Regions from separate parts of the Homo sapiens genome. Here region 1 is linked to region 2. Evidence: chromatin loops called from intact Hi-C (ENCODE). Cell type or tissue: HepG2. All regions are shown on one strand. Links, peaks and the distances in the headings refer to the core of each region. The heading gives the core; the rest is flanking DNA.

What was found. Hi-C counts contacts between places; a loop is a spot of excess contacts. Peaks named below come from ENCODE experiments on the same cell type or tissue, not always from the same donor. Only the 100,000 strongest peaks of a DNase experiment are listed, where the experiment ranks them.
Region 1: a loop joins it to region 2, with 1.8 times the contacts of the local background. A loop is called at or near these places in 1 of 110 quality-filtered maps.

The regions. Positions count from the first base shown.
Region 1 is chr20:25,521,794-25,530,135 of GRCh38, reverse strand. It overlaps NINL (ninein like), which reads left to right. Exons shown (of 24, transcript NM_025176.6): 2 at 3,538-3,728. The coding sequence starts at 3,549. Among named protein-coding and RNA genes, the nearest start is that of NINL, 60 kb to the left of the region's middle. RefSeq lists enhancers at 2,993-3,547, 3,548-4,103. In HepG2, for the core only: no CTCF peak of the experiment used is centred there; DNase peaks (open chromatin) are centred at 3,245 and 4,095.
Region 2 is chr20:25,665,531-25,673,872 of GRCh38, reverse strand. It overlaps ZNF337 (zinc finger protein 337), which reads left to right. Exons shown (of 5, transcript NM_015655.4): 5 at 1-678. It overlaps ZNF337-AS1 (ZNF337 antisense RNA 1), which reads right to left. Exons shown (of 4, transcript NR_126465.1): 3 at 1-21. It also overlaps the pseudogene MED28P7. Among named protein-coding and RNA genes, the nearest start is that of ZNF337, 27 kb to the left of the region's middle. In HepG2, for the core only: a CTCF peak has its summit at 3,521; DNase peaks (open chromatin) are centred at 2,762 and 3,652.

The DNA of each region.
Region 1 (8,342 bases), core at 252-8,251, 140 kb after region 2:
TTATTTTATGTTCTTTATTTTATATGCTTTAAATGGTTGAATTGGTTACAACTAAACATAAAAGAGAAAAAAAGTAGAGGAATTTTCAAAACAGATTTTTTCATGATTCTTGGAGACACGGGAAAGGGCTGGAAATTGGGCCCTGGTGGGCTGGGTGAGCCCTGGAGGCATCCTGCTCCCCTTTGCCTGGGGTCCTTCCACCAGCCACTCTGCCCTCTGTCCCCATTCCTTGCCTTTCACATTCTGAATTTTACCACTTGTCTTTCTTTTTCATTTGTATTTATTTATTTATTTTGAGACGAGGTCTGGCTCTGTTGCTGAGGCTGGAGTGCAGTGGCGCTATCACAGCTCACTGCAGCCTCGACTTCCTGGCCTCTAGGTGATCCTCCTACCTAAGTCTCCCAAGTAGCTGGGACTACAGGCATGCACCACCACGCCCAGCTAGTTCTTTCTGTTTTTTGTAGAGACGGGGTCTCACCATGTTGCCCAGGCTTAGTTTGCTTTCCGATTTATTGTTTATGGTTTTCTGTCCATTTTCATTGTTACCATCTCAAAACAGTCTGAAAGAGGAGGCAGATGTTCACAGTTCACTCGTCTTCGCCCTGTCTGAACCTCTGTCTACTCCTGTCTGAGAAGGGTTGAGTAATTTGATTAGCAAATAGGGCAGGCCCTTGCAGATGCTGAGCAGATTATCATTTTCACCTGCACCTCTGAGACTATGAACCGGTTTGTTCATTCTCAGTGTAGATACTGGCTGTTTTTAACAGCTTATCAACAGGTGTTTAATTAAAAGGTCAGATGTGTTCACCTTCTACAATCAGTTTAATGTCACCATGAAGATTCTACTTAATTTTTTTTTTTAAGAGACAAGATCTTGCTCTGTCACCCAGGCTAGAGTGCAATGGTGTGATCATGGCTCACTGTAGCCTTGAATCCTGGGCTCAAGCTATCCTCCTGCCTCAGCCTCCTGAGAATCTGAGACTACAGGCTCACACCACCATACCTGGCCAACATTAATTTTTATATCACTGATTATATTGTTTTCCTGAGTAAGATGAGGAGCATGCACATTTTCCATTGGGGAGTTGATCTGAACAGATTTTCAACTCCTCATACATTCTTTTTCTGACTCCAACTTCCGTACCCTGTGTGGATGATGGCAAGTAAACGCCTCCCGCCACATTAAAGCGACATCTATATAGAACTGGCATTTACTGTGCTGTGCCTTGCTGGAAAGAGATGTTGCTTCATTGTTTCATGTTTACGAATTACTTGATTATGAATGAGCTTGATTGACTTTTCATGTTGTTGTTTCCTTATATTTCCTCTTTTTTAGAATTGTTCCTTAGTTCTTGTGCCTACCTTATAGGCTGAACCATATGAAATTGCCGTTTTTGTGGGTCAGAATGATGGCCTAATATTGGTGGTTTTATGTGGTTTATCTGAATATCTTTAGGGCTTTAATGTTTTTTGTGTTTTAGTAACATTTTCTACTTACAAAAGTGTTCTACTTGTTCTAAAATTTTTGAGAGATATAAAAATATATAAAATAGGAAATATAAATGTGTAATACCATGAAAGCATTTCTTACCATTTTGATGTATTTGTTTCTTTTTTCCCTTTTTTTAAATATATTTTCCTCCAGAAAGTTGCAGAAGCTTCCTGGTAGAATTGTTATAAGGCATAAATGAATTATTATATGTAAAGTGACCAGTAAGTAGATTAGTTATTACTATTATTATAAAGTTTTTATTCTTCTACACTGCCCATTCTATTAAATATTTTTCAGAAATGTGATTTTGGCTGGGTGCAGTGGCTTACACCTTGTAATCCCAGCACTTTGGGAGGCCGCAGCAGGAAATCACTTGAGTCCAGAAGTTTGAGACCAGCCTGGGTAACATAGTGAGACTCCTATCTTGGTAAAAAAATTTTAAATAAATTAGCTGGGCACGGTGGTATGCATCCATAGTCCCAGCTACTTGAGAGGCTGAGGCAAGAGGATCTCTTGAGCCCAAGAGTTCAAGGTTACAGTGAGCTATGATTGTGCCACTGCACTCCAGTCTGGGTGACAGAGTGAGAACCTGTCTCTAAACAGTCAAAAATAAATAAATGTGAATTTCAAGACTGTTTAATATTCTGTCATATAAATACACAGTAATTTGACAAACTATTCTTCTGTTGGATATTTTAGGTTATTTTCTTTCCTGTCCTTATATAAATAATATTCTGATGAACTCATATCTTTGTCTGTAACTATTTTCTTAAATATAAGGAATTTCATGTAAGTAGATACTAGGCCAGTTAATATTTTAAGTATTCTTGATATAAAGACAAAGTACCCCCCAGAAATGTTTGCCAATTCCTTCCTCCAGCAGTGGACGAGATCCCTTGCTTACAAGAGGCATCCAGGATTTTTAGTCTTGATAATTTGACAGTTACAAATAGCATATCTTGGTTTTAATTTGAGCATTTTTAGATGGTTATTAATTATATATATATATCTTTTGTGATTTATTAACATCCTCTGTGTATTTTTATTGGAGTTTCCTTTTTTTCCTTATTGTAAGCACTTTCATTTAGTACAATTCAGTAAAATTTTTACTACCTATTATTTGAAAAAAAAACAGAAACCCTTGTAAGGAAAAAAACTACATTTGTACGTGTGTACAGAAAAATTAATCTGGGCTGCGTGCGGTGGTTCACACCTGTAATCCCAGCACTTTGAGAGGCCAAGGCAGGCGATCACTTGAGGTCAAGAGTTCAAGACCAGCCTGTCCAACATGGTGAAACCTCGTCTCTAGTAAAAATAGAAAAATTAGCTGGGAGTGGTGGCGTGCACCTGTAGTCCCAGCTACTTGTGAGGCTGTGGCAGGAGAATCACTTGAACCCAGGAGACAGAGGTTGCAGTGAGCTGAGATTACGCTACTGCACTCCAGCCTGGGCAATAGAGCAAGACCCTGTCTCCCAAAAAAAAAAAAATCAGATTGTATGCTGGTCAAAATATTAATAGTAGTGTTTTTATATGGTAGTGGAATTTTTGATGGTTTTAGTTTTCTTTATACTACATATCTCTATTTTCTAATTATTCTAGAATAGTTTCCTTTTTGAGATAGGGTTTCACTCTGCTGCCCAGGCTGAAGAACAGTGGCACTGTCAAGGCCCCTGCAGCCTTGAACTCCTGGGTTCAAGCAGTCCTCCCGCCTTTTTCTCCCAAAGTGTTGGGATTACAAGCGTGAGTCACCCATACCTGGCCTAATGGATATTTTTCATACAACAAAGAAATTCTGGTTCTTGTGACTGACGACTGAAGGACTATTTATCCTCACTCCCTGTTAACCTGCTCTGGCCTCTCCTGCAAGGGTGGAGCTGAGTCCTCCCACTGTGTGCTTGGCCCTGCAAGGGTCCCTGGTGCCTTCCCCACATGCCAGCTCCTGCGTCTGCTTGGACCATGTAGCTCGGTGCTCACCGGCAGTGTGGGAATGGGAGGGGAGGTGGGAAAGTGTCCTGATGTTTTCTTCTTCCCTTGCACACTGCCAGCCTGCTATGGGATGGATGAAGAAGAGAACCACTATGTCTCGCAGCTCAGGGAAGTCTACAGCAGCTGCGACACCACGGGGACTGGCTTTCTGGACCGCCAGGAGCTGACCCAGCTCTGCCTTAAGCTTCACCTGGAGCAGCAGCTGCCCGTCCTCCTGCAGACGCTTCTCGGAAACGACCATTTCGCCAGGGTGAGTGTTGGACTTCATTGTCATAAAGGAAAGCACGGGGTCTATAGTTGGCTCTTATGGGCATTTGATAAATATCAGCTGAATAAGGATTCAAGTGTCAAAGGAAAGTTATTAGCAAATGGAACAGTGTCCTAGTTTTTCCCTCTATGGAAATTCTACATTGTAGAAAGTGGTTTCTTAAGATTACTTGTTTTTAATGTGGTAACTTCCAGAGGTTTGGTTTTGTTTTTCCAGAGAGATATTTTAGTGGTTTGTCACAGGGGCAGAATGGGGAAGGAGTTTGGTATAGGCCAGTGGTGTGTGATTCACAAAGACCACATGGGTTGGACCTGTGAGCAGCTCACACTGGTAATCAGAGAGAGCGTCACAGTCCCTTGAAGGCAGATTGTCTTACACAATTTCACAGTTTGAAGTCCATCTAGGAGTTGGACAAAACAATTGCAAGCTACTGTTGAAAGAACAAAGGATACCCATGTCCAAAAGTATCCCATAATTTCATCTAGGCCAGATAGAAAACGTGAAATTAGAGGGTTCTTTTCTATCAGAAGGTCAAGATCATCTAGAATGGGGATCTTGGTCCTAGACTGCAACCTGCTTTCATGATCAAAACACTAAAAAGCACCTCCCCATTCCTACTTCTTAAACATGCCTGGATGTTACTGCTAACAGCAGTGCCTTATCTTGTTGGTCATCTTAACTTTGAAGGAATAATATTTTTTCCACAAGACTCAGTATTTTCTTTTCGTTTGTTTTTTTGAGACAGTCTCACTTTGTCATCCAGGCTGGAGTGTAGTGGAGCCGTCTCAGCTCACTGCAACCTTCAACTCCCAGACTCAAGCAATCCTCCCGCCTCAGTCCCCCAAGTAGCTGGGACTACAGGCCTGCACCACCACACCGGCCTAATTTTTGTATTTTTTTTGTAGAGATGGGGTTTTGCCATGTTACCCAGGCTGGTCTCGAATGCCTGAGCTCTAGCAATCCACGTGCCTTGGCCTCCCAAAGTGCTATGATTACAAGTATGAGCCACTGCACCCAGCCAGTATTTTTATTTTGAATTGGGGAAAAGAAACCCAGCCAGTAAATTTTCCTGAAATGGCCCTTGGGCCAAAACAAATGAAGAAAAGAACCACTCACTGCTGGCCTAGTAGAGAGTCTGGTTGAATCCGACTTCTTGTTAGTTCCTCAAAGAAGCCTCACCTGCCCTGTCAGCAGGGCACTGTGCCTCCCTCATAAGGAACTCTCCTCAGGCAAACTCATGCCCTTTCTCTGACTTTGGTTTCTATTCCTGCATTTTTCAATGCGCTTAAGAAGGCAAATGTGTTATTGATAGATAATGATCTAGCCTCTCTTGATATCACCTGGAAGTGTGTTTGGGACATAGATGAGCAAAAGGCACATTTATGAAAAATCAACGCTCTGGTTATTTAAGCAATACAGACAGATGGTCCCGTTTATTTATTTATATATATATATATACACACACATATATATATATATATATATTTTAATTTGAGTCTGTCTCTTGCTGAATTGATATTTTTGAAAAATCAAGAATTTAGAAATCAAACTTTGGAAAATTCAAAACCAAAAGAGTAACTTTGGGTCCACGTTCAGATTGCAGGCTCTGCTGATTGAATAAGCCACGTCATTCCCAAGGATTTCTTCACTTTATGTTTACAGGAATGATACAAGACAGAAACATCCAATTCTGATAGAATAACCATGATTGGTATTAGAGCATCAGCAAGGAGAGAAATTCGCTTGGGTTACATGAGATTTCTGACTGGAACCCTGTCACACGCACCCTGAAAAGCGGCTCATCTGAGATGGAATTTCCTTTCAGGAGGCCTGAGGCTTCTCATATGTGTGTGGGGAGGGGATGAGAAGAAAGTTGGGTACCACAAGCAGTGGCAGGAGCCGGGCCCTTTCTGACTCAGCTCCCCCTGGGATAGCCATGCGTGTCCAGCCATCGTCCTTCCGTCTGTCCCAGCTCCATCCCCTCCTACAGCCATGCTTCCCAGAAAGCAAGTCAGATGTTAGATAAACTAAGAAGTCACTTTGTTTGCACTAGTGCTCTCGACTCTGCTCTGACGTTATCCTTTCTCTTCTCTCTGTAACATTTCGAGAGCACCCTGCTGGTGCTGCAGATGCCTAGCGTTCACCTCTCCCTGCCTGTCCCTTCATCCTGTCTCCTCGGAGATGGTTGGTCATGGTGGACCATTTTTCTTTTCAGGCTCTGCTTGCTTCTCTGCTTCATACCACAGACAGGGCAGAGCTCCCACAGCCCCTATAGGTGGAACGTCATACAGAGATTTAAGGGAAGCGGTATCAAGTCAGAAATATCCGTATAGGTGTCCCAGTTTTTCTACAAGAAACCCAATGGTAGAGATTTCAGGGAGTCTCAAAACCAAGATAAACCCTTTATCCAGGAGAATGGATTGGCTTTTCAGTTCAAATACTACATATCTGGGTCAGGCGCAGTGGCTCACACCTGTAGTCCCAGCACTTTGGGAGGCCAAGGCAGGTGGATCACAAGTTCGGGAGGTGGAGATCAGCCTGACCAATGTGGTGAAACCCCATCTCTAATAAAAATACAAAATTAGCCGGCGTGGTGGCACGCACCTGTAATCCCAGCTACTCAGGAGGCTGAGGCAGGAGAATCACTTGAACCCGGGAGGTGGAGGTTGCGGTGAGCCAAGATCGCGCCATTGCACTCCAGCCTGGGCGACAGAGCAAGACTCCATCTCAAAAAAACAAGCAAACAAACAAATACTACATATCCAGTCCTTGTAGTAACTATCATATATGATATTATATAAACGTTACTGATACAGAAATCTCATAAAAATGAAACAGGCCAGGTGCGGTGGCTCACACATGTAATCCCAGCACTTTGGGAGGCCAATGTGAGAGGATTGCTTAAGTCTAGGAGTTCAAGATTAGCCTGGGCAACAGAGTGAGACCTCGTCTCTACAGAAGAATCTTAAAGGTAGCTGGATGTGGTGGCATGCACCTGTAATTCCAGCTACTTGTGAGGCTGAGCTGGGAGGATTGCTTGAGCCCAGGAGTTTGAGGCTGTAGTGAGGTGTGATTGTGTCACTGCACTCCAGCCTGGGCAACAGCATGAGACCTTGTCTCATATATATATATATATTCTCTCATATATATATATTCTCTCATATATATATATTCAGAAAAAGAAAGGATGGTCACATCTCTATTGAACAGGTATGGACCTTTTTCTTCTCACTATTTCCTAAACAATGCAGCCTAAAACTATTTACATAGTATTTACATTGTATTGGCTATTATAAGTAATCTAGAGCTAATTTAAAACATACAGGAGGATGAGCATAGGTTATATGCAAATACTACATTTTATACAAAGGACTTGAGTATCTGTGGAGTTTGGTATCTGCCAAGGGTCCCGGAACCAATCCCCCAGGGATACTGAGAGACAATTGTAATTTGAAGTTGAAAGTACCTCTAGATCACACATTGCAGCCTCTTTACTTTGTGATGAATGAGTCTAAGATCATGCAGAGATGGGATGGTGTATCTTATTGGTAAAATACCTGAATATATGGGGTTGCCGCTCGCCTTTTGTGAACTGTAAAGAAGGACACAAGAAAACAGACAAGTGTGGTCAAGATGGTATCAGACTGAAATGGCACCAGACTGGGCCATCTGATCCCACTGCTCTTTGATGGATGGAAGAAAGTCAGCTGGCAATTATTACCAACAACACAAAAGAATCTGTGATTAGAATGAGCAAAATTGCAATTTCATCATTCGTTTAGTATTTGACAACTATTTTTGAGGGACTTATTATGTGCTAGGCAACACCAGATGCTAGGGATGCAAGGAGGAAAGACTCACAGTTTCTATCTTCATGTGAAAGGACATGCATTCAAGGTATGCATTCTAGCATTGATTCAGATAGGAAAAATGTGGAAACAGCTTTTTCAGTATGGGATTGGTTAAATAATCCTGGTAGCTCCATTTGTTGAAATCTTTTTGCAGCCCTAAAAAAAGGAAGAAGCAGTTCAGATGTTCTGATAGTGGCAAGTGAGCTAACTCAGGCCAAGCTTTCAAGGAGGACTACTAGAAAAACTGAACAAAATAATAAAAACAAATATTTTGAAAACAGTAAAGAGCAAATAAATCAGTGAGAAATTGCCAGTCAAAAAATCTGCGATAGGCTTGGCATGGTGGCTCAGGTCTGTAATCCCAGTACTTTGGTAGGCCAAGGCAGGAGAATCACTTGAGCTCAGGAGTTCAAGACCAGTCTGGGCAACATAGCCAGACCTTGTCTCTACTAAAAATAAAAAACAATTAGCTGGGGGTGGTGGTACACACATGTAGACCCACCTACTCAGGAGGCCAAGGTGGAGGATCACTTGAGCTTGGGAGATTGAAGCTGCAGTGAGCTGTGATTGAGCCTGAGTGAGATCTTGTCTCAGAAACAAACAAAAAAAAAGTGTAGTAAATTAAGTACCCAGAGAGGTAAGCTTAGCACACAAAAGCCCATTTTCCCTGAGAATATTTTGTGATTTTAAGTAAGCAACTGAGAAATTGATCTGTGACCTTGGGGGCCTCAAAGAGCCCCAGAAA
Region 2 (8,342 bases), core at 159-8,158:
TTGAAAATGTAGGGAAAGTGCCTACAAAGAGCAGAGTAGACTGATTATCGCCGATCTGCATTACCACCTGCAGAAGGACCTTGAGAAATTGAAGACTTCATTCAGCCATTAGCAAACAGTTAATGGTTAAGTAAACCAGGACTCCCTGGTGAGTGCTTACAAGGCCTTTATCTTCTTGGATAGAAGGCAGAATTATTGCCCAAATATGTGGGCTGAAGGCCTGTAGCAGAGCTCTACAGATGTTGGAATGCTCAGCCAATGCATGTCTATTTTGTAGAGGTCAGACCCTTCGTAAGGAAAATCTGGGATCCTGAAAAATGACACCGGAACATCTCCATGGATGCCCAAGATTGCCTCTGCCATGCTCCCAGCCACAGACCATCTGGGTGTGTAGAGATGGCCCATCCTTCCTTAGGAATAGCATTTCCACCATTCATTACCACAGAACCTTCACAATTAAGGCCAGCTTAATGAGCATGTGCCCTACATAGCTGCACACAACCCTTGTCCAGCACAGGGAAGATACATGCAATATGCCTATCCTTTTGTAAATGGTATTTGTGATGCTTGCCCTTCAACTTCCATAACTTTCCTCATACTCATTTTGAGTTTCACTGCACATTGTGGGTTCACCAGAATTCTGTGCTCCTCTTCCATATTAAACACATTTACATCTGAGTGATCTGGGACACTGACAGCCCCAAGAGACACCACTGTCCATTTGGACCCAGAATTTGATTTGAACTCAGAAGACAATGTCTTAGCATAAACAGCCAAGGAACCCGGTCAACGCATTTCCTGCTCAAGTTCCTCTTATTAGCCAACCACTTGTGTTGAAAATGATCACACACAAGGGATTGGAAACATAAGGCAACTCATAGCTACTTTCTCTGTTTCTTACTCAACTTGAAGTTAGAGTGCACTGGTAGAATGTGCATATGGAGAAGTGAAGTAAAACAGTTGAATTAGACATTAGACACAGTGGTTCACGTCTATAATCCCAACACTTTCTGATGCCAAGTTGGGTGGATTGCTTGAGTGTAGGAATTCAAGACCAGCCTGGCCAAAGTGGCAAAATCCCATCTCTAAAAAAACTAGCCAGGTGTGGTGGCACATGCCTATAGTCCAAGCTACTTGGGAGGCTGAGGTGGAAGGATCACCTGAGCCTGAGAAGTTGAGGCTGCAGTGAGCTGTGATTGCGCCACTGCACTCAAGCCTGGGCAATAGAGCAAGACCTTGTCTAAAAAAAACAAAAACAAAAACAAGGCTGAATTAGTTTCTGCAACATTTCTAATGTTCTAAAAAAAAAATCCTAATAGGAGCAACAAAGTAGAAATTGTGTCATTTCACTGATTGTGCTGATTTAAATGGGCAATGCACAATATAATGATGAACAGGAAAGGTTGACATATATACACAACCACACACACATATATATATAATATATACATAATTTTATTTATATGTGTGTGTATATATATATATATATATTTTTTTTTTTTTTTTTTTGAGATGGAGTCATGCTCTGTTGCCCAGGCTGGAGTGCAGTGGCACGATCTCAGGTCACTGCAACCTCTGCCTCCTGGATTCAAGCAATTCTCCTGCCTCAGCCTCCCAAGTAGCTGGGATGACAGGCGTGTGCCACCATGCCTGGCTAATTTTTGTATTTTTAGTAGAAACAGGGTTTCACCATATTGGCTGGACTGATCTCAAACTCCTGACCTCGTGATCCACCCACCTCAGCCTCCCAAAGTGCTGGGATTACAGGCATGAGCCACCGTGTGCGACCTTATATATATTATTCCACAGAAAAAAAGAAACTTTGTTTTTATGGCATGTTTTCCTCTACCTTTTGAACAAAGGTCCCCATTTTCATTTTGTACTGTACCTGCAAATTATGTTCACAAGGGAATAGGTGCTGCTCTCCCAGGAGCTGGTCCAACCTCCTCTCCCAGCCACCAGGCCAGTAATTATGATTATGTCTAAGGATAACCCAGTGCACAAGTGTTGGTCTTGATAAAGGAGGAAAATGGTACATAGATACCTAAAGAATTGCCAAGAACTACCCAGCATGTATCAGCAGAAAGTTGAGTCCCTAATGTGACACTATTCCTCAAGAAAATAAACTACTTACTGGGGGACAAATTGACTACTTCAGCCACCTGCCAGCCTCTAAAGTACAGTGGTTCAACCTCACAGGGATAAATACCTGGATTTATTCCAAACATGGATTTGCCTTTCTAGTCCTGTAAGGCTCAGCCAGCACTATTATTCACGCCTGATCCAAAGACATGAAATACCAAGTAATATAGCATCCAACCCAGGAGATTCACTTCATAGCAAAAATGCTACTGGAGTGTAACAGTAGATAACAACTCTAAATATATATATATACCCAACAACAGAGCACTCAGATACATAAAGCAAATATTATTCACTGTAAAAATAAAGATTCCAAGACAATAACTATTGAGAACTTCACTCCACTGTCAGCATTTGATCGTCTAAACAGAAAATCAACAAACACTGGATTTAAACTGCACTTTAGACCAAATGGACCTAACAGACATTTTCAGAATCTTTTATCCAACAGCTGTAGAACACACATTCTTCTCATCAGCACATGGAACATTCTAAAGGGTAAACCATACATTAGGCCACAAAATAAGTCTCAACATTTTTTTTTTTTAGACACGGTCTCGCCCTGTCATCCAGGCAGGAATGCAGTCCTACAGCTCACTGCAGCCTTGAACTCCTGAGCTCAAATTATCCCCTCTTCAGCCTCCCAAGTAACAAGGACTATAGGTGCACACCACAATGCCTAGCTAATTTTCAACTTTTTGTAGAGACAATGCCTCACTATGTTGCCCAGTCTGGCCTCAAATTCCTGGCCTCAAACAATCCTCCCACTTGAGGATCCTCAGATTCCAAAATACTAGGATTACAGGCGTGAGCCACCAAGCCTGGCCTCAACAAATTTTTAAAAATTAAGGCTGGGTGCGGTGGCTCATGCCTGTAATCCCAGCACTTTGGGACACCAAGGCAGGCGGATCACAAGGTCAGGAGTTCGAGACCAGGCTAACACAGTGAAACCCTGTCTCTACTAAAAATACAAAAAATTAGCTGGGCGTGGTGGTGGGCGCCTGTAGTCCCAGCTACTCAGGAGGCTGAGGCAGGAGAATGGCGTGAACCCAGGAGGTGGAGCTTGCAGTTAGCCGAGTTCACGCCACTGCACTCCAGCCTGGGCGATAAAGCGAGACTCCGTCTCAAAAAAAAAAAAAAATTGAAATCATATCTAGCATCTTCTCAGACAACAATGGAATAAAACTAGAAATCAATAACGAGGAATGCAAAGGTTCATTAGAGACTTATGAACAATTATACACCAACAAAGTGGAAAACCTAGAGGAAATGAATAAATTCCTAGATGCATTTTATATAACAAGATTGAATCATAAAGAAATACAGGCTATTCGAGACACGGTGGCTCCACTAGGTGGTATGTTCTCTTGGCAGCCACCAGGGCCCCCACTACCCACATTGGAGCTCCGGGGCCAGGCTTCACTTCTTCAGGCAGCACCAGATACTCTGAGACCTTCTCACAGTACCTGGTGAATGAATTGGAGCCATCTTTCGAGGCTTGCTTTGCTTCTCTGGTGAGTCAGGACTATGTCAATGGCACTGATCAGGAAAACATTCAAACTGCTGTTGATCAGTATATCTAGGAGTTTCTGGATATTGCAACACAGGCAGAATGTTTTCCTACAAAAAACGATTGCAATTACTTGTCCAGACACCAGAGCAAGTTACCAAAGAGGATGTCTCAGAACTAAGGAATGAATTACAACAGAAATACACACTGGTCCAGAAGCACTTGACAAAGCTGAGGCACTGGCAACAGGTGCTGAAGGGCATCAAATGTGCAGCACAGAACACCAGGCAGCAGCCCTCAGGGCTCCTCCACGTACCTCAAGCAGGCATCTGCCAACATCCCTGCACCTCAGAAACTGACCTGAGCACAAAGGCCAAGGCCGTCAGCCCAAGATTGGGCTGGTGTCTGAGGCAGCCCTGTGCAGACAGTTTGCCACAAATCCCTTCTTATGAACTTGGCATTTTGAACGAAGGAGTTAGTTTTATGCTCCCACCTAAATTTTTTCCACTACTTTTATAAGCTGTTAATGTCTTGAGTACTTTATAAAATGCCCAGAGCTTGAGTAAACCAAATAAATTCTTTTTCTCTTTAGCACAGTTAAGACTGTTAGTGTGATGACACTTACAGATTCTATGTTTTTATTTTTGTATGACTTTCATCTTTTTGTGTGTGTTTCCTATTATTTCATCTGAGGGAAAAAAAATAGCCTAAGAATCAGGGGATGAGGATTTTGGTTGTAGGCCTTTTATGATAATTACCCTTCAGTGGTAGTATAGAAAAATATGTAAATTTGCTGTGTTTCAAGGCTTCAGAATACCTCAAAAGAGGAATCTAATGCAACAATGTTTGTAATGCTTCCAAAGCTCTAAGAATGGGGATTTTTTGTGTGAATAGGTCAGAACAGGATTAAGGTTTCCTGGGTTAGGGTAGTCACATTACAGTAGGATCCTTAGGTCAATGCTGACTTTTATTCAGGGTAAGGTTATATTTTGTGTGGTTTGTTTTTTTTTTATAGGGAGGGACATAGTAGGATCAGTGATATGCTAAATTTTGTCATGTTCTGCAGTAATGAATCCATTTAAGTAATGGGGCAGACCCTTTTCTCAGTAACATGGCAGTTGGGGCATAGGTGAAGTATGAGAGGCTAAAGCTTGCTCTGATTATCTCTTTTTGTTTTCAGTTTTGTTTGCCTATATTGTTTTTGTTTTACATTTTGGGAAGGGAGAGATTTTCCATTAAGTAAGATTTTTGCTGTGGATTTGATTCCAAGGGACTGGGGTCTCAGAGTGGAGGTGGGCTTGCGGTATGATCCTTGGCTACTTAACCTCCACCAAGAACATGTGGTGCCTCTGCCTTTAGGAAGATATTTTGTTCTCTCGTTCGTTCCACAGGCCACCTCAGATACTCTTTTGAATTGCTGTTAAGAAATACTCACAAGCATTGTTTCCTGCTCTTGTTGCGTGAGGTTTTCCAGTGTTTTATGCAGTCTTTTATTAGATTACATATTTTTACTCAGAACAAATGCTTCACTGTCATCTGAGCAGGGAGTACTCCTGTGGCTCAGTGTTTTGGCTCACTTTGTTTTCTCCAGCCTTGAAGGTCCCTCCCACACACACACACACATTGACATCCATTCATATCTTGATCTGACCTAGATGCCACCTGGTCCCTAAAGCCTCCCAGCACCCTTTCTGCTGCATCCCTAGGGCACCGGACTTTTATCTCTTCTATTGCCCTTGTTAGGTTCTCCCTTGTGGGTCAGTCATTTGTATCTGTCTCCCTGCCCATCACTAATTGTACAACCATAAAAATTAAGACATTATTCCCCTTGAATATACCAGGGCCATATGTTATTTATCCTTATAAATGATACCTATTACTTTATTTTATTTATGTATATACAGTATCTCGCACTTGAACCTGTGATTAATCACCTGAGACCAATGAATCCCCTCTGTTAGAAAGTATAGTTTAAACAAAGCTTTTAAAACCCACATTATATGACCTCAAGGTTGTTAGCCTAGTCATCTAATGGTGATTCAAAACTCTGATTAGCAGCTTTAGATTTCTTGATTAAAGACTTAAATAAACTAAGTTTTAGGCTTTTTTTTTTTTTTTTTGAGACAGAGTCTCACTCTGTCGCCCAGGCTGGAGTGCAGTGGTGTGATCTCGGCTCACTGCAACCTCCACCCCTCCAGGTTTGAGCAATTCTTTGCCTCAGCCTCCAGAGTAGTTGGGATTACAGGCATGTGCCACCACGCCCAGCTAATTTTTTGTATTTTTAGTAGAGATGGGGTTTCACCATTGTGGCCAGGCTGGACTTGAACTCCTGACCTCGTGATCCACCTGCCTCGGCCTCCCAAAGTGCTGGGATTACAGGTGTGAGCCACCGTGCCCGGCTTTTCTTTTTTTTTTTTTTTTTTTTGAGACAGAGTCTCGCACTGTTGCCCAGGCTGGAGCGCAATGGCACCATCTCGGCTCACTGCAATCTCTGCCTCCCAGGTTTAAGCAATTCTGCCTCAGCCTCCCGAGTAACTGGGATTACAGGCTCCCACCACCATGCCCAGCTAATTTTTTCTGTATTTTTTAGTAGAGATGGGGTTTCACTGTGTTGGCCAGGCTGGTCTCGAACTCCTGACCTTGTAATCCGACCACCTCGGCCTCTCAAAGTGTTGGGATTACAGGCCTGAGCCACCGCAACTGGCCAGTTTTGGGCATTCTTTAAAAGGGGTTCTTAGTGAAAAGATTGGAAACTATTCTATTTAGTGCTCAGTGAAAATACTTTGAATTAATGTATATACCAGTTATTGCCATTTGCCTATTTAATTCAGAAGTTTTTTTAAATAAATAGCAATTTTTCAATCTTGAAAAAAAAAAGGAATACAAAACCTGAACAGACTAATAATAAGTAATGAGGTTGAATCCATAATAAAAAGTCTCCCAACAGTGAAAAATCTAGGACCAGATGGCATTGCTGCTACATTCAACTTATAAAGAACAACTAACATTAATTCTCAAATTATTCCAAAAACATGAAGAGGCACGAATTCTTTCAAACTTGACCTCTGAGACCAGCATTACTCTGATACTAAGGAAACAACAGCCAAAAAAAGTCCCTAATGAACATACAGTAAAAATCTTCAAGAGTACTAGCAAACTGAACCTAGCAACACATCAAAAAGATAATATACCATGATCAATGGAATCTACCTCAGGTATGCAAAGGAGGTTGAACATATGCAAATCAATAAATGTGATATATCACATCAACAGATTGAAAGACAAAAACTATGATCCTCTCAATAGATGCAGGAAAAGCATTTTATATAAGTTAACATCCCATCCTGATAAAAACTGTCAACAAATTAGGCATAGAAAAAACATACCTCAACATAATATAAGCCACATATTACAAACCCACAGCTAACATCATAATGAATAGGGGAAAGCTGAAAGCCTTTCCTCCAAGAACTGAAACATGAATCAAATGCCTACTTCCACCTCTCTTATTAACATAGTAGTGGAAGTCTTAGAATCAGGCAAGATAAAGAAATAGGCATCCAAATTGGAAAACAGAAAGGCAAATTATCCCTCTTTACAGACAAGATGATCTTAAATATAGAAAATCCTAAAGACTTCACCAAAAAACTTAGAACAAACAAATTCAGTAAAGTTGCAGGAGACAAAAATCAACATACTAAAATCAGTAGCATTTCTATACACTAATAATGAACTAGTTGAAAAATCAAAAAAGCAATCCCAACTATAGTAGCTACAAAAAAATTAAATACCTAGGAAAAAATTTAACAAAGAGATAAAAGGCCTAGGCAATGAAAACCAAAAAATACTGATGAAAAAAATTGATGAGGACACAAACAGAAAGACATGCCACGCTTAAGGAGCAAAAGAATTAATGTTGTTAAGATGACCATACTACCCAGAGCAATCTACAAATTTAATGCAATCCTTATCAAACTACCAATGACATTCTTCACAAAAATAGAAAAAATACTCCTAAAGTTTGTAAGGAACCACAAAAAATCTCAAAATAGCCAAAGCAATGTAAGCATAAAGAACAAAGTGGGAGGCATCCTTTCTATATATACTAAACCAATGAAGAGAATAAATAGCACAGAAAAACATTCATGTATTTACAGCCAACTGATTTTTAACAGTCACCAGGAATATACATTGGGTAAAGGACACTGTCTAATAAATGGTACTAGGAAAACTGGACAGCCATATGCAGAAGAATAAAACTATACCCCTATCTTTTACCATATGCAAAAAAATCTGCTAAAAACAGATTAAAGACTTAGTGTAGGACCTGAAATCATAAAACTGCTAGAAGCAAACATAGGGAAAATGCTTCAGGAATTGGTCTAGGCTAAGATTTTGTGACGGAGACCTCAAAATCACAGCCAACAAAACCAAAAATTGACAAATGGGATTATATGAAACTAGAAAGCTTCTGCATAGCAAGTAAAACAACAGAGTGAAGAGACAACATATAGAATAGAAGAAAATATTTGCAAACTATTCATCTTGTAAGGGACTAATATACAGAATATACAAGGAACTCAAACAACTCGACACAAAACCCAAATAATCTAATTAAAAAGTGGCAAGGGATCTGAATAGGCATGTCTCAAAAGAAGACAGACATACAAATAGGCAACAAGTATATGGA